Linked DNA regions of Mus musculus: all the other regions are linked to region 1. A link is a loop called in an ENCODE intact Hi-C map of the cell type or tissue named here. Cell type or tissue: left cerebral cortex. All regions are shown on one strand. Each heading gives the region's core, and the rest is flanking DNA. Links, peaks and the distances in the headings are about the cores only.

Region 1 (5,763 bases), core at 487-5,486:
TTCCATCTCAGTTCCACAGACCTGGGGTCCGTCTTCATGTCAGTACCACAGAGATTTGATCTACACTTTAGTTTTGAAACCAGACTCAAGCATTAGTCTTTTTTAAAAGTAGATTTTAGTGTTCTGGGGTCTTGGTACTACCCTGAATTTTAGAGTCAGACGATCAATCATGCAAGGGGCCTGCTGGGATTTTCCTTGAGAATTTCCCTGAGTCTCCTTTGAGGAACAGTGTTAGGTCTTGTGACCTATGAGGGATGTGTGTTTACTCTTTAAGCTCTTCCAGCAGGATTTTGTAGCTTTCAGTGTGAGTCTTTTACATTTTTTTCTTTTTGGTTAGATTTAACTCTATCTTAATTTTGGATACATGTAAGTGACATTGGCATTTCTTCCCCCTATTTCTGCTGAGAAGGATGGTGCATGCTTTTAATCCCATCGCTCAGGAGGCAAAGGGATGCGGATCTCTGTGATTTTGGGGCCGACCAGCCTGGTCTACAGAGTGAGTTTTAAGACAGCCAGGGCAACATAGAGCAACCATTTAAAAAAAAAATCAATTTCTGATTATTTTAAGTACACGGATATCCAGTTGATTTTTGCACAGTGATCTTGCATCTGTCAACTTTCTTCAGCTCATAACCTACTGGCTCTGGTAACTTAAAAACAAAACAAAACAAACAAACAAACAAACAAACAAAAGAAAACAAGAGTCCGTGCATTGTTTACTCATGCTATTTGCAAACTAGGGCAATTTTGTTTCTTCCCTTCAGACACTTCCCTTCTGTTTCTTTTCTGTCTGGTTGAACTAACTGGTCAGAATCTCTAGGGCAACACAGAAAAGCATTGTTGGAAAGCTAATATTAAGTCCACCATATGACCCCGCTATACCACCCCAGGAATACACACAAAGGACTCCAAGACCTATGACAGAGATGTTCCCATAGCCATTGCTGGAAATGGAACTGATTTCGACGTCCATCAACAGATAAATGGTTAAAGAAAATATGTTACATTTTCATCCATAAATAAAATGAAATTCCAATGAAATGGAAGTAGAACTCATGTTAAAAGAAATAAGCCACACTCAGAAAGATAAATGCTGTGCTTTCTGTCATATGTGGAATCTAGATTTAGATTTAGAAGTGATATTATTTCTTCTTTAATATTTTATAGGATCCAACAGTGAGCAAATATGTGTCTGAAATTTCCTTTGCAGCAGCAATATTTTGCAGTGAGATTTTAAGTTAAAAAAAAAAGTGATTTCTTTAGGAAGGTATCCGGATAGCTATGCAGGTTGTCTATTTCTGCTAAATCCTCTATTTGAAAAGTAAACAGTTCATCTCATAACTCATTTTTGTGCTGCTAGAACAGAATGCCAAACAGGGGAAATGATAAAGAATAGAAATGTATTCTCTCAGCTGTAAGCTGGGCGGTCCGAGCTGAAAACTCCAGACTCTAATGAAAACCTTCATGCTGTGTACTAGCACTGTGGGAACCAGGAGAGCAAAGGCAGTCGATGCTGTGTCCTCATTGGGCAAAGGAGTAGAAGAGCGAGGAAGAGCTTCCATGATTGCTTTGAGAGCAGCCTATCGTCCTAATACTGTTGCCTTGTCAATTAGTTTTCTGATATGCAAAATTTGAGGTATAATAATATCAAAGCCATAATAGTCCATTTCATCTAAACTGTCGGTTTGTAGACACTAAAATGTTCATATTACAAATACATCATCCCTTTGGTATTGGTATGTTGTACCTCTCTCTTCCCGCCTGTTTTCCTATAACGTTTTCTTTCTTTCTTTTCTTTCTTTTTTTTTTTTTTTTTTGGTTTTTCAAGACAGGGTTTCTCTGTGTAGCCCTGGCTGTCCTGGAACTCACTCTGTAGACCAGGCTGGCCTCGAACTCAGACATCCACCTGCCTCTGCCTCCCAAGTGCTGGGATCAAAGGCGTGCGCCACCACGCCCGGCTTCCTATAACGTTTTCCACTGTGAAGGATTCTGACCTTGATGAGGGTCCCATGTCCTAGCTGTGATCTTTGGCCCTGTGTGAATCCTATTGAAGTTTCTTAACCAAGTTTCTTGGGTTTCCTAGGATGTCCACAAACAAGTCCATGCCCCTGACAGTAAACCACAGATTGAGTGTGGAGATAAGGCCATAATTGGGTGTGGTGGTGCATATCTCTAATCCCAGCACCAGGGAGGCAGAAGCAGGCGGATCTCTAGTTTGAGGCCAGGTTGGTCTGTATTGTGAGCTCCAGAAAAGCCAGGGCTTGTCTCAAAACAAACAAAGATAAGGACATAATTTAATTTCCTCCTTTTGGAGATCAGTTGATGTTAGATATGTATAAATAACTTAGTACCCTATTGTCTTAGTTAGGGTTTTCACTGCTGTGCACAGACACCATGACCGAAAACTCTTCTTATAAAGACAACATTAAATTGGGGCTGGTTTACAGGTTCAGAGGTTCAGTCCATTATCATCAAGGCGGGAGCATGGCAGCATCCAGGCAGGCATGGTGCAGGAGGAGCTGAGAATTCTACATCTTCATCTGAAGGCTGCTAGTAGAACACTGACTTCCATGCTGCTAGGATGAGGGTCTTAAAGCCCACACCCACAGTGACACACCTATTCCAACAGGGCGACACCTTTTAATAGTGCCACTCCCTGGGCTGAGCATCACATAAGATTTTAATTTTACTAATGCATAAGATTTTAATTTTACTATTTACTTAAATGATAAGTTGCTGGATCCTGTCCCTAGAGATTCTAATTTATTGAGTCTGATCTAAGTCCCGAATAAAAACAGTTTTACAGCCTTCCCAAGATTTGACATGAGGGTTGGGAGCCATTGCAGTAGATGACCTTGGAAAGGTTCTTCAGTGCGGCTCAGCCCAGGAGGAGGAATATTAGGTGGGCTTTTGCTGCCCTCTAGAGTCCAGTGGAGGTTCTTTCATTTTTAAGGAGCCTAATGACTTCAGTGTGTACTGGACTGTGCACAATGCATTAACCAGAAGGCTTGTGTGTGAAAGTGGTCATGTACCTCTGTCCCCAAAGCCTTAGAACATCTCAAGTGTCACTCATGTTTTATGAATGTGAGATGTAGCAGAATCCTTCCAAAGGCCTTTGTGGAGAGACAACACTGGCATCTGTGGAGTGTCTGCCCAGATTTTTCTTTACAAGGCTATGTGACCCCCAGCACCTATGAACTGACAGCCATGATGATACACACACACACACACACACACACACACACACACACACACAGGACTAAAAGTGGCCTCGCTGTGTCCACTGCATGAACACTTCTTCAGGAACTCTGTATCCCCTGTGCTCTCCACACAGACATCTTCTGCCAACGGGTAGCAAACCAGCACAGAAGCCCACAGCACAGGGCAGTCTGCAAACATTCTGCCCTAGCACACGGCTCTAACTCCTCAGCCCCGAGACAGACAGAGGAGCAGCTCCTGAGAAGCCAGTACAGAGGAGCGTGCAGCAGAAAGTCCTGGTGGTGTGGTGAGGACCCAGCGGCTGCAGGTCTCTGTGTAGGAAATGGTGCACCAGCAGGAGCGGGTGCAAGGCTTGCAGAGTTTGTTGATTTCTGCCTGGGTAGAAGTCAGAAAAACAAGGCCATAGAAGCCTAGAGGGCAACAGAAGCCACTGGAAGCCAGAGCCTGTCGACGGAAAGCGATAACACACCATGGGATGCGCTGGCAGAACACGTCTGCACTCCTGGCATTTAGAAGCAGGGCGCGGAAGTCCATGAGTTCATGGCTGGCTTGGGTGACACGTTGAGACCCTGTCTCAAATAAAAAGTTATAGAGACTAACTACATGAAGGTCTGTGATCAGAAGATTGTGGGTTTCTAAATGTATTCACATATGCATTAGTCTACCCTGAAGTTTACTTAGGTTTCGTGGGTACCTTATAGATGTAGATTCAGGGTTGTATAATGTGCCTGTGTTTTGACTATGACCTGTCTCGTAAGATTAGATATGTAATCTTCCATGTGTGGTATCATGCTAGAATTTTTTTTTTTAAATTCAGATTTTGGAATACTTTGAGTTTCGGATTGAGGTTTGTCAACAGTAAAAGAAACCTGCTACTTTGTAGGCATGTGGGCCTGCTGCTAAAGCGCTGACTTGCACTGATTATCTGAGTTGCTTTTGTCTCACTGGGATCAAAATATCTGATGAATAGGAGGGTGGGATTTGTCTTGGCTTACTTACAGTTTTAGTTTCTAGAGTGGGGGAGCATGGCAGAGTGGATCAGTCTGTGGCAATGGGAACACGAGGCAGTGGCTGTTCCCATGGTGGTGGGCCAGGAGGTAGAGAAAGAGCCTAACCAGACCTATAACCTGCAAAGGCCTGCACTGGTGAACCCCTCCCGAGGTCTCCAGAGGCAAAAGTGTGAGACCGTGAGGATATTCCAGACTCAAACCTAACGCTGCTTTTCACTTGACGCTTGCTAGTGAGTGAGTACACTCATTCCTGCACGTTAATATTTGCAAATTCATAAAAGATGTGGAAATGGCTTGAGTCCATCACATGTTCAAGTGTGACTTTTCCGAAATTTTCCTTAATCTAAAAATTGGTAAGAGATGTTTGAGAAAAACATTCATTAATTCATCTATCAAATAATTTCCATAATATTCTTCCTTGTAAGTAGTAAAAAAGATAAAAAGTCCTCATGACCAAAATTTTAAAAATACTTTTCCTTTTGCTGATATACTTAGCATAAAATAAACTCACCATTTTAATAACTTTTCTTGGTATTCATGCATTCATTATGTTATTTTGGTGCTTGGGGTCAAGTTAAAGCCTTACATCCGCTGGCAAAGGTTCTCCTACTGAGTTCCATGGCTGCCCCTTAATTGTTTGTAAGTGCGAAGTTCAGAAGCATAAAGGACACTCAGTATGGCCGTCACCACTGTACATTTCCAGAACAGAAAGTATCCCTGTTAAAACACCATTTCATACTTTCTCTGTCTCAGGAAAGGATGGCTCTTGCTTCAATACTGGGTATCAGTCATTGCCTGACACATTAAAATTACGCTTTTAAGATTTAGCAATGTGGGCTGGTGAGACGGCTCAGCAGGTAAGAGCAGTCAGTGCTCTTCCAAAGGTTCTGAGTTCGAATCCCAGCAACCACATGGTGGCTCACAACCACCCATAATGAGATCTGACGCCCTCTTCTGGTGTGTCTGAAGACAGCCACAGTGTACTTATGTATAATAATAAATAAATCTTTAGGCCGGAGTGAGGAGGGACTGAATGAGCAGAGTTGACCAGAGGTCCTAAAAATTCATTTCCTAACAACCACATGAAGGCTCATAACCATCTGTACAGCTACAGTGTACTCACATACATAAGAATAAATAAATAAATCTTTTTAAAAAAGATTTAACAGTGTAATGCCTAACCCTGTTCTATGATTTTGATCTATCTCCCCAGTACAGATGATTTAGTTTATGGTATTGCTCTTAGCCCCCATCTTGGCAGTTGCCAGATTGGAATGAACAGGGAACAGAGCTATTGCAGGAAGCCCTATGCCCAGGGAGTAGGAAAGCACAAAGGGAAGATGCCATCGACGACGGCAGCAGCTTTCATCACAGGCGCTGCAGCCCCTGGAGACAACCACACACCCTCATCTGGACACCGAATCACCACTTGAGTTTATCCAAGATAGGGAAAGGTTTGTAATTCTGCGCCTGATTTGTGGAACAAGGGCTCTTTGTGATGTAGTTTGGTGGCCTGGTTATATCTTCTGTGAGG
Region 2 (5,763 bases), core at 446-5,445, 89 kb before region 1:
CCATGATAGGTTTTTTTTTCCCTTTATTGCTGTGATGAAATACTATGACTAAAAGAAACTTGGGGAGGAAAGGGCTCATTTCAGCTTACACTTCCACATCATAGTTCATCATTGAGGGAAGTCAGGGTAGAAACCCAAGGCAGAACCCGGACTCAGGAGATGACGCAGAAGCAATGGAGGAGTGCTACTTACTGGCTTGCTTCTTATGGTTTGCTTGGCCTGATTTCTTTTGTTTGTTTGTTTTTTGTTTGTTTTTCAAGACGGGGTTTCTCTGTATAGCCCTGGCTGTCCTGGAACTCACTTTGTAGACCAGGCTATCCTGGAACTCAGAAATCCGCCTGCCTCTGCCTCCCAAGTGCTGGGATTAAAGGCGTGCACCACCACGCCCGGCTAGGCCTGATTTCTTACAGCACTTGGGACCATCAGCCCAGGGGCAGCACCACCCACAATGGCCTGGGCCCTCTGACATCAATCATCAGTTAAGAAAATGCACAGGCCAATCTTGTGGGGTCATTTTCCTAACTGCGGTTCCTCTTCTTGGATGACTCTGGCTCGTGCCTGCGTTACATAAAACTATCCAGCACAGCTTGGATTGCCTTGCTCCCTATATTTTCCAATTCCATCCACTTTCTAGAATTTTTTAAAATTTTATTTGTATGTGCATGCATATTTGTGTGCATAAGTGCACAGCTGTTTGCTTGTTTTTTTATGAACAAGTAAAATTCTATTGTGTGTATGTGTCATAGTCACGGTTTCTATTACTGCAATGAAATGCCATGACCAAAAAGCAAGTTGGGTAGGAAAGGGTTTACATGGCTTACACTTCCAGATCACAATCCATCATTGGAGGAAGTCAGGACGGGAGCTCAAGCAGGGCTGGGACGGGGGGGGACGGGGGGACGGGGTGGAAACACAGGAGCTGATGCAGAGGCCATGGAGGCTGCTGCTTATGGCTTGCTTTACATGACTCGCTCAACCTGCTTCCTTAGAGAGCCCAGAATTACCAGCACAGGGATGGCGCCAGTCATCATGGGATGGGCCCTCCTGCACTAATCACTAATTGAGAAAATGCCTTACAGCTGGATCTCATGGAGGCACTTTCTCAACGGAGGATCCTTCCTCTCTGATGACTCTAGCTTGTGTCAACTTGACACACAAAACCAGCCAGTACTGTATGTACAACATTTTCATTATTCATTTTTCTGCTGGTGAATATATAGGATGATTTTATGGCCTTGCTACTGTGAATAGAGCAACAAAAGCTGTGGATGTGCAAATATCTCTGGAAAAGGGGATAGAGCTATTTGTGATTATGCCCAAGGGTAGTATTGCTGAGTTATATGGTAGTTCTATTTTTAATTTTAGGGTTTTTTGCTTGTTTGTGCTTTTTTGGGAAATTCCCTCCCCTCTAGTGCATAAGTGTGAGAACATAGACTTCTGCCCTCCTCCCTATTTCTCCCCTCACCCGCCACATTCAATTTATATTGGCAGGGTCTCCCTTTGTAGCTATTCTGGAACTTAATATATATTCCGGGTTGGTCTCAAACTCATGGCAATTCTCCTGCGTCAGTCTCTTGAGTGATGGGATTATTGGACTGAAACATCATTCCTAGCTTTTTATCTTTTAGACTTTTTAAATGCAGGGTCTCATTGTGTAGTTCATAGAAGTTGTTGTGTAAATCAGGCTGACCTGGAATCTGTAGAGATTGTCCTGCTCCTGCCTCTCAGAGCTGAAGTAAGGTGTGTGTGTGTGTGTGTGTGTGTGTGTGTGTGTGTGTGTGTGTGTGTTCTGTGGGTTGCCCTCACACTGTTGAGCTAACATAGCCCTCCTTTTTCAGCCTCTTGGGTAGCTGGGACTATAGACTCAGAGGAGAGTAAGTGCATAGAAGTTCAACATCTTCAAACTTTGAGTTGCAGAGAAAAACCACAAATGTATTAATTAAATGTAGAAAACCACATTATTCCTACATAGTGTCTGTAAACAGAAGAGAATGAGACTTGATTCCAAACCTTTCTTTCATTTCTTTTTGTTTATGTTTTTACCCATAAAGTTTAATTATTGTTCAGAAAAAAAATGATGGGTATTTTTTTCTGAAAAACTGTATTGGTTTTGTATGAATTGAGGATATTTGAGAGTGATAAGCCCACTGGTAAGTTGTCACCCTACTTTCTATTCTGAAAATGACAGCTTCATTTTAGTCTGATTGTAAAGATACACGTGTACCCCATGGAAGACAATAAATACAAATTAAAAAACTATTCATCTAAGGGCATGCAAAGGGTGTTACGAGGAAAAAGATCTCAGAAATGCCCAAAGTGGCAACAATGAGTGATTGACAGGAATCTGAAGGTCTTCTTAGTCACCTTTGTCTTTGGCTGCATGGGTAAGGATGTGTGTGAACTCAGTGTAGTTGGACGCCCCCTGTGTCAGTGTGCGCTTCATGTACCACTGGTCAGTTAGCTTGTCTAACTGCTCACGTTGGTCTTCAGCTCAGGCAATCCTTCTGAATGGCCAGTTGTTGCTGCTTCTCCTCCTTCATTTTCTTCCTCATCCTTTACATTTATGTGTATGCTGATTTGCCTGCATGTGTGCTTGTGTGCACGTGCCTGCATGTGTGCTTGTGTGCACGTGCCTGTATGTGTCCAAGGAGGTCAGAGAGGGTCTTGGGTTCCCTGGAACTGGACTTACAGATGTGTGCGTAGGAATTGATCTTGGGCCCCCTGGAAGTAATGGCCATGACTCTTAACTGTGGAGCCATCTCTCTGGCTCCCCCAATCACTTAAGCAAGCTAAAGCATTTCTGATGTCATTCTCAGGATCCGTGTGTGCCATTTAACCTTTCAGCAAACGCGTTGAGTAAATGCAGAGAGCGCTAGGGCCATGACTTTACCCACCACAGCATCCGGATGTTCATCAGCTGGGTTTGCCTCCACACTGAGGCCAGCATGGCATGTCATCTTCTCTGTCAATGAGTCTGTGTGTTGGCCTTTGTCAGCCCCTGGGTCTGTAACTGTTCACATAGGGCACACACTGGATGTTGCCTGCTGAGGGGCTTCTTGCCCCTTTTGATTGACATGGTGGTTTCATCCCAGCACAGCTATGAGAGTCAGCTTACCCTGGTGAAACCCTTGCTGTCGTGATTCTTCTTTCATGTCCTGTCCTTGAGCTTGAGTATGTAGGGAAGAATACACAGCGAATGGGCATTATTGATCTGCCCGCTCAGCTCCGAGTTCTCAAGGGTTAACCTAATTCCCTCTTCTCGGGGTTCACAGTCTGTAAGAATGTTCATTGCTAGAGCTTATTTCTGTCAGCACAACACATCTCAGTGAGGAAGCTAAAAGCAGAAGCCAGTAACCAGAGTACCAGCTTCCTGGCTGAAAATGAAAGAACTGTAGAGCCGGAGAATGTCCACCAGGTGGCAGTGTGACATGCAATAGAACCAACATACTAAGATCGGCTTTCTGAATCTTGACTTTGGACAAATTTAACTTCCCCGAGGCTGAGATTCCTCCTTGAGATACTCTTGGCCTGTATCCTTCACAGTATGCTTATAAAGAGCATATGGGATAACGGACAAGAAAATACTTTGAAATATACAATGTTATTGTATAACTGAGTCATTAGCTGTCATTGGCCAGGCCAGTTCCCCACCCCCCACCCCCATGCTTACCACACAAGACCGTTTCAGTCAGCTTCTGCACTTCTTTTGCTTGCTCCATCTCCATCACATGTGACCGAGCCTTGGAGTGAGCTTACCAGAAAACAGCTCATGAGATTCAGGACTGGCTTGCTCCTGGGGTGGGTGGGGATGGAGGTTGGTGTTCCGTAATCTCTTCTGTACCCTTCTTAGCGTGTCCCATGCCAGTGTAGAGCCCCAGCGCAGGCGGGATTGAGATGAGTGGTGAAGGCCAATGTCTCAGAATTTGTGAAAAAAAAAATTCTGGCAGGAAGAATAAAAGAATATTGTGGATCAGAGACGGGAGAATGTGACTGACTTCTCACTAGTGAGGTCTTCCTGTCCCCATGCTGCCCCTGTCTGCAGCAGGTACTTCTGTTGTTTTGCAGCCAGTCATGGGGGAGGGGGGCGGAATTCTTGGTGAAGGCAGCTTGTAGCAGTTACCTGCTGGGAGGATCTGATGAAGCAAGGGTGGAGGCTGACCCATCCTTTAGGAGGTTAGGAAAGATGCTGCCCCTGCAGTGTCCCCAGGCTAACACAGCTCTGTACCTGCAGTGTCCCCAGGCTCTCACAGTTCTGTCCCTGCAGTGTCCCCAGGCTCCCAAGGCTCTGATTCTGCCATGTCCCCAGGTTCCTACAGGTCTGTTTCTGCAGTGTGCCCAGGCTCTCACAGCTCCACCACCTGAGCCTTCTGACTTCTTTGCCTTCCATCCTTCTTGCAGACACTCTCAAAAACCAATTGACAGTTTCTTTGTGTGATCCTGTTCAACAGCATCCTATTTATGAACTTGTCAGATACACACAATAGAAACCACATAGATGAACAAGCCACAGAGGTCTGGGGATCCTCCAGAGACCCCCCCCCCTTCCCATGCCACATTCTACCTCCGCCTTCACCTTCTTGTTCATTGGCTTCTCTGCTCATCTCTCACTTAGTGTAAGAGTAGTAGTCTCTACCTCTGTCACAAAGGCCACTTTGCCCTTGTCCATGTACTGTCACTAATCTCTTTACGCATCTACCTTTGAAATGAACATTATTTAATCGCATCTATTTATTTACTTCAGTATACGTGGAGGTAGGAGAACAATTTGCAGGAATTGATCCTCCTTCTACCATGAGAATCCCAGGCGTTGAACTCAGGTTGTCAGTCTTGGCAGCCAGGACCTTTACCCACTGAGCCATCTGGCTTGCCCAGAGATCTGATGGGTCCTTGCTCTTTTGTTAGCCCTTGATTCCCTTCAGCTATGCCAACAGGGTCTCTGCTACTAGGCACTCTTCTTTGAAACTTGTATTTTCTCGCTGTCAACTCTGCTGCCTGTTTGATATGTACCACAGCTACAGTTCTCTGGGTAGCTTGGAACTAAGTTTAGAAACACGCGTGCTAAGCAGTTATTTTCCAGCAAGCCCCTTCAGTGGCATCCTTATCCCAGGCTCATTCCTGTCAAGTGAATTTTGTTTTCCCAAGTAGGCTCTGTGATGGCTGGGATATTGCCCTCAGGGCATCTTTCTCTCTTTTTTTTAAAGATTTAATATGTGTACAGCACTCTGCCTGTAGTACACCTGCATGCCAGAAGAGGGCATCAGATCCCATTACAGATGGTTATAAGCCACCATGTGGTTGCTGGGAATTGAACTCAGGACTTCTGGAAGAGCAGACAATGCTCTTAACCTCTGAGCCATCTCTCCAACCCAGCACCTTTCTCATTATCTATACAGAGCTTAAGGTCTCTCTTCTTTTAAATTTATCCATTTTAATTTTGTATTTTCCCACCTTTATATGTGTGTTGTATATGTATGCATGTTTGCCCATGTGTGGGTTCATGTGTATGTGTATGTGCATATATGTATGTCCTTTTGAGACATAAAATATTTTTTAGAATGTGCATCCATTAGCTCATATTTATAAACACTGATTTATACAGGAACCTTTTTTTCTAATCTTTTTTAACATTTAATTTTATGTGTATGGGTGTTTTGCCTGCATGTATGTCTGTGTACCACATGTGTACAGTGCCCAAGAGAGCTGAAGAGGGCATTGGTTCTCCTGAGACTGGAGTTAGAGACCTTCTGAGCAGTCACGTGGGGT
Region 3 (5,763 bases), core at 446-5,445, 77 kb before region 1:
AGGGATCACTCGGCCATCAATGGTGGGAATGTTCACGGTGCAGCCACACAGCGCCTGGAAAACAATAACACAGAGTGAGGGAAAAGTAGGCAAAGAGTGGAGAGGGAGGAAGATGATGTACACGGGAAAAGACCATGGCAGGCAGGCAGGAAATGATTCCTATCACCCTCTAACAGACAGAAAGACAGACACACAAGCACATACATACACACGTGCGAACACACACACACACACACACACACACCTCCTTGAGGCTGATGAGGGCACTGTAGAGCACGTTGGTGCCATCTCGGCGGAAGTGTGCATGAGGCTTGTCTTTGAGCACGAAGACAATGTCGGCTGGGATGTTGTCAGGTGTGGCGTCGCCCTCTTTGGGGAAGGTAATCTTGGTACCTTCTTTCCAGCCTCGTTTGATGACAATGTGCAGGATTTTGTCCTCGGTGCGCACAGTTCGCCCGTCAGGGTTAAGGCGCCGCCTTGTGATCTTCATCCGCTTGGTGGAGCCATGGTAGATCTCCTCCAGGGACACCCGCAGCTCGTGCACCACAGGGGGGTCCTGTACCTTGCGCCGGGGGTACAGTGGCTCTGGGGCTCGCCTTGGACCCCTACTCAGCCCATTGAAGCCAAAGCGGCCAAAGGCACCAAATGGGTCCTCATCTTCATCCACATCCATGTCATCAGGGTCAAAGCCACTGAAGGGCCGAGTGGAGCGGCTGCTGGCAAAGAAGATATCGAAGGGGTTGGAGCCACCAAAGAAGGAAGCAAAGGTGGCATGAGGGTCCCCATGAAAGGTGTAGTGAAAGGAGCCACCGGAACCACCTGAGGAACCACCGCCGGTCTTGAGGCCTAAAGGGGACGAGAAGTTAGGGGCAGTGTGGTCCATCCTCGCCCCACCCCAGTCCCTTCCCTCTGCCACTAAATGCTGGCTCCTGGGCTGAGGGAAGCAAGCAGTCTCTAACCCCCAGAGAGGACCACGCTGACAGAATAAGAAAGGCTTTGGACGAGGTTAATTTCTACTCAATTGGATATCTATTTAGGAATGTGTACATGGCATGGTGTTGCATGTCTGTAATCTCAGTACTCTATAAAGTCTGAGTAGGAGGATTGAGAGTTTTAGGCTAGTCTGGGCTGTATACTGAGACCTCGTCTCAAAAAGCAAACCAAGACAAGCTGCATCCTGAGAGTCCCGTCAAGCTGAGTTAACCCATACATGGGAAAGTCAGGACTGGGAGACTTAGAAGACATGACTTAAGTTATATAACTATTCCCACTCACAGTCCAAAGACGCCTCATAAAGGTTGGTTTGTTGGCCACACCTGACTCCCATATCTCTACGAGACAGCCAGGGTTTGGCCACAGAGGAGGCGAATCAGTGAGTTGTCCTGAATTTAGTGTGGATACAGTTTAGGAGGAAGCCCTAATTCCACTCTGCTTCCTCTCTCCCTACAGTTTGCTCAAACTGGAAATCAAGAGTTCTCAAAAATCAAGAAAACTCATTGACATGAAAATGAGGAGCTGAGCCAGGCATGGTGGCACACGCCTTTAATCCCAGCACTTGGGAGGCAGAGGCAGGCGGATTTCTGAGTTCAAGGCCAGCCTGGTCTACAGAGTGAGTTCCAGGACAGCCAGGGCTACACAGAGAAACCCTGTCTCGAAAAATAAAAACAAACAAAAACCAAAATAAAACAAAAAAAAAACCCAAACAAAAAAAGAAAATGAGGAGCTATTTTCTCTAGAAAAAAAATACCAGTCACTTTATTTGCATATTGTGATCTAGTATTGTACAGCTTCAGGGACTGTCATTCCCATATTGTACAGACACAGACTATAATGGACCAGTGCCCTAGAGTAACACCATACCAGCCCTGTATCCCACATTGACTTGTGGAGCAACCACCACAAGTCAATGGCACCAAGCAAGGGATAACCCAGCTGCTCCCTCTTGTCAGAGGGACTTGGATTTCTGGATGGCGCTTTGATGGTGGACGCTTGGTGGAGCTGTAGGAAGGATGTGGATTAACACAGACTGATCTGGGACCTGTAGATTCAGGGGTGGGGTCCAGGCTAGAGGAAGGGCCTCTCTCACTGAGGCTTGTTTATTTAGTGCTGGGGGTGGGACTTAGGGCTGTGCGCTGCTCTAGACAAGTGCTCTAGCACTAGGCTACATTCTCAGCTTTTTGTGAGGCCTTTTATCTAAAATTTCAATTTGTCTTGGTAACCTGGGCTTAAATGATGTTTTGTTTTGTTTTGTTTTGTTTTGTTTCATGGGGCCACAAGGACAGATTTGGGTTTCATTAGAGAGGCCATGTAAGTAGCAGGCACTCCGGGGCTCGTGGCAGCTGCCTCTTAACCCCTTTCTTAAGACTTGGGGGAGAGGGTCTGCTCTTTCTCCCTGTTGAAGGGCAGCTGTGAAGCAAGTATAAGAAGCTAGGCAGAGCTTGGTGAGAGAGCAGGAGGCTGGCTAGATGACAACAGGGGGGTGATTCTCACTGTGGGGAGTCCTACTCCACCACCCACCCCACTTCAAGCAGGGAACAACTTGTCCCAAGCCAAGCCAGTGCTGCACACAAACTCTGGTACAATGATTCTGGCTGGCTGTTGAGGAAGAGGCAGGGTGGACGGCAATATAACTGACTTCTCAAGGCTACTTCTCCTTCCTTCAGTCTCAGAGGTTTTCCCTGGGTCACAGTGCACTTGATCTACCCCAGAACTCAGTGTCTAGGCTTAGGGTCCGAGTCTGAGTGTTGCCTTCACTTGGGCTTTGTCCCGATTGAGGTGGGGGAGGAAGTTTCTGGGTAGCTTCTCCCATCTTCCTATCAAAGGTTGGGCTAAGGGCAGGAGCGAATGCAGTTCTGAGACTGGCCACACGGGGGTGTGGTGCCCGCACTGCTTCCTTCTTTCCCACTCCCAATACTTCCCATCCTCCCAACTTAGCTGGGAGGATGCTGGGGATTTGAGCAGGTGCCTGGTCTCTCTGAGAATTGACAAGTCTGGGAATAATCAGGGAAAAATGGGATGAGCTCGCAGCATGGAGACTAAAGCGGGGGTGGGGGTGCGGGGGGGTCGGCGGGGGGGTCGGGAAGATGGGGCACAGGGAGGAGAGAGGCAGAGATGAGCAGGACACAACATGAAGAGGTGACACAAAGAACATTCTCTTGAGCCCCTGCACTTAATCAGGAATAGTACATGTCATTTAGCCTGGTTCATTCTGAGGGTAGACTGGGGAAAGCGAAGGGGACAATGAAAGAGCGGAGGATGTCGTTAGGAGGAAGGACAGTTCTTCCCAGTAAGGAGAGTCCTCAGCTGTGACAATGTCTCTTAATATAGCCTGACAGGTGCCCATGGCTGGCGGGTGGCAGGCGCCCCGAGGGGCAGGCCCAGAATTAGCAGCTGCATCATGCCTGTGGGATGTGCTGGGAGGAGCCACCCTCCCAGGGACTTTATTTGGGCCTTTCCTGCTGCCCTCCCTGTGCAGGGCCACCAGCTGCCCTAGGGAGAGGGTAAGATGCCAGCAACATCTCCCCTTCCACTCCTGGACCCCTGCCACTTCCTCTGCCATCCTAAGGGGGGTTGGGGGGGGTGGCAATAACCGGTTCCACTCAGAACTCTAGGAGTTAATTCGCTGGCTGGCTAGTCAGGGGCCAGACTTTTTATGCTGATGAATGTAAATGCCGTCCTCAGAGAGTCACAGGCTCTCTCTCTCTCCCCAACCTTTCTGATCAGCCAATGAAGCAGCGGGCACTTCAGGCAGGACTAATAAGGCTGGGAAGGGAAGAAGGTGGGGGGAGGGGGAGGCCTCTGGCACAGTGTCCAGGCCTCTCTAGGGCCAGAAGGGGATGAGGGAGGGAGAAGAGTGTGGTGGGGAGGAGAGTGAGTCGGGGCCAGGTAAGTGAGGGAACTTGCCTCCCTCAACGCTGCTGCTGCTCCGAGAACCAGGGCTCACCCAGGGCTCCAGACAAACGGGGTCTGGTGCTCTGTCTCCTTACCTTCCTCACCATACTGGTCGTACAGGCTCCGCTTCTTAGGGTCACTCAGCACATCGTAGGCCTCAGCAATCTCCTTAAACTTCTCCTCGGCGTTGGGCTCTTTGTTCTTGTCTGGGTGGTACTTCAAGGCCATCTTCCGATAGGCCTTCTTGATCTCATCCTCATTGGCCCCAGACGGGATCCCAAGAATCTTGTAATAATCTTTTCCCATCACAGCCACTGGACCGGTGCTGGGCTCCTTGTTCCTGAAAGAGCCCAGGGCCAGTCTTTGATGCCCTACTCTCTACAGCCCAGGCCCACTCCTGATGATCCTGCAGTCCTTAAATGACTCCCTGTGTGACCTTCAGCAGGTCATGCCTATTCTCTGGGCCTCTGTCTCCCCATCTGTAAAATGAAAGTTTTGGGCTAGATGATGTCTTCCCGTTCTGACATGAACCATTCCATGATTCCGTCTCAGCTTCTGGCTGAAGATTGTGGCCTACTTCTTGGGGCTAGGCAGAGGCCCAGGCCCTTGGGGCCAGCCTGAGGACCCCCGAGAGGCCCTTCTGAGCGAAATGGCACTGTGGACTGACAGACACACACAGAAGCTGGCGAAGGTCAGTGCACTGAGTGAGGTCACCTGAGCTTCACAGTCTCTCCTACGCCACACCTCAGGCATGATGCCCGGGCTGAGGACAGCTGGGTCAGGAGCCTAGGATGGGGAACAGGCTCCAGTCTCCAGCCAGCTGAATTGGGGTATGGGAGTTTGGAGTCTTTTCTGCCACCGGGGACCCCAGATCTCTCTGTCCTTGTCCCCCAGACTATGCTAAGCCTCACATGTGACTCAGATCACAGAGTGACTCACACCTTTGGAAACTGCTGTTTCTAACACCCTCGTTAGCAGGGGGACACTCTCTCCCCCAGCCAGGGTAACATTGCCTTTACTCATTTCCCAGTATTTACACACTGAAGTGTGACTGCTTGTCTGCGCTGCCTAAGCACCAAAGGCAGTGAACAAAACCATCAGAGAAACGGCCTTCTTAAAGCCTAGGTGCCAGGAGACCATGGACACTAACCTCCATGTCTTAAATCCCTTTGCTGCAAGCCCCTCCTCTACCTACCCTTACATTTTAGGATCTGACTCCATGCTAGGCTAATACTCCTAAGTGGGGCCCAAGGACATCAAGCCAGGGTTCCTACTCTTAACCTGCTTCCATCAGTGGACCTGAGGAGGATATGAAGGGAGGGGATATGAAGGAGTGGCCACGTGCCATCCTTTAGCCTTTTTGAGGTGTAGCCAACCCTTGTAAAACAGGGAGAACCAGAGTCTTTCTAACAATGTCCTGGCAGCCAGAGCTGAGGCCTGCCTTTCTGCCCCTGACTACCTCACAGTAGTAAAGTGTACAAGGCGTCCTGGCAGGAGTGAGGGCTGTGACAGTTAAGGGGGCCCCAGATAGGCAGGGAGAGTGACCTTAGCTCCTGCCTGCTGCAGGTGGCTAGGTTGACTCATGGTACTGAAAGCCACCTCACTCTGACAAAGAGAAGGCACTATAAAGGCGGGTACTCCCCCATCTCCCCACACCAGCATGTCACGCCTGTGGGGGAGCCTAGAGTTGGGGGAGGCAGAGAAGAAAGATCATCTGGAGGAGGGCAGCCATTTTCGGAAACGGCATTAAAAGCAGTCTGAGAGGGAGATGGGTGGTCTGCCATCTTTGCCTCAGCCCACACTTTCTCTCCCCCAGGACAGGAAGAAACCTAGAACAGCAGCAACAGGGTGCCCAGGGAACTCCAGCGGCTT

The links. Hi-C counts contacts between places; a loop is a spot of excess contacts. Peaks named below come from ENCODE experiments on the same cell type or tissue, not always from the same donor. Only the 100,000 strongest peaks of a DNase experiment are listed, where the experiment ranks them.
Region 2: it touches region 1 in a loop (7-fold over the local background); 36 of 42 quality-filtered maps call a loop at or near these places.
Region 3: a loop joins it to region 1, with 5 times the contacts of the local background. A loop is called at or near these places in 38 of 42 quality-filtered maps.

The regions. Positions count from the first base shown.
Region 1 is chr4:42,874,251-42,880,013 of GRCm38, reverse strand. It overlaps a transcript of Phf24 not described here. Among named protein-coding and RNA genes, the nearest start is that of Fam205c, 2.9 kb to the right of the region's middle. In left cerebral cortex, for the core only: CTCF peaks have their summits at 2,911 (motif pointing left) and 5,156 (motif pointing left); a DNase peak (open chromatin) is centred at 2,908.
Region 2 is chr4:42,963,158-42,968,920 of GRCm38, reverse strand. No RefSeq gene overlaps it. Among named protein-coding and RNA genes, the nearest start is that of 1700022I11Rik, 3.9 kb to the left of the region's middle. In left cerebral cortex, for the core only: CTCF peaks have their summits at 3,399 (motif pointing right) and 5,249 (motif pointing right); a DNase peak (open chromatin) is centred at 3,426; H3K27ac peaks cover 277 bases.
Region 3 is chr4:42,951,609-42,957,371 of GRCm38, reverse strand. Dnajb5 (DnaJ heat shock protein family (Hsp40) member B5) reads right to left here. Exons shown (of 5, transcript NM_001355438.1): 3 at 3,987-4,231; 4 at 245-846; 5 at 1-54. Among named protein-coding and RNA genes, the nearest start is that of Dnajb5, 4.6 kb to the right of the region's middle. In left cerebral cortex, for the core only: CTCF peaks have their summits at 1,976 and 2,857; DNase peaks (open chromatin) are centred at 3,374, 3,741, 4,369, 4,839 and 4 more places; H3K4me3 peaks cover 3,751 bases; H3K27ac peaks cover 3,280 bases.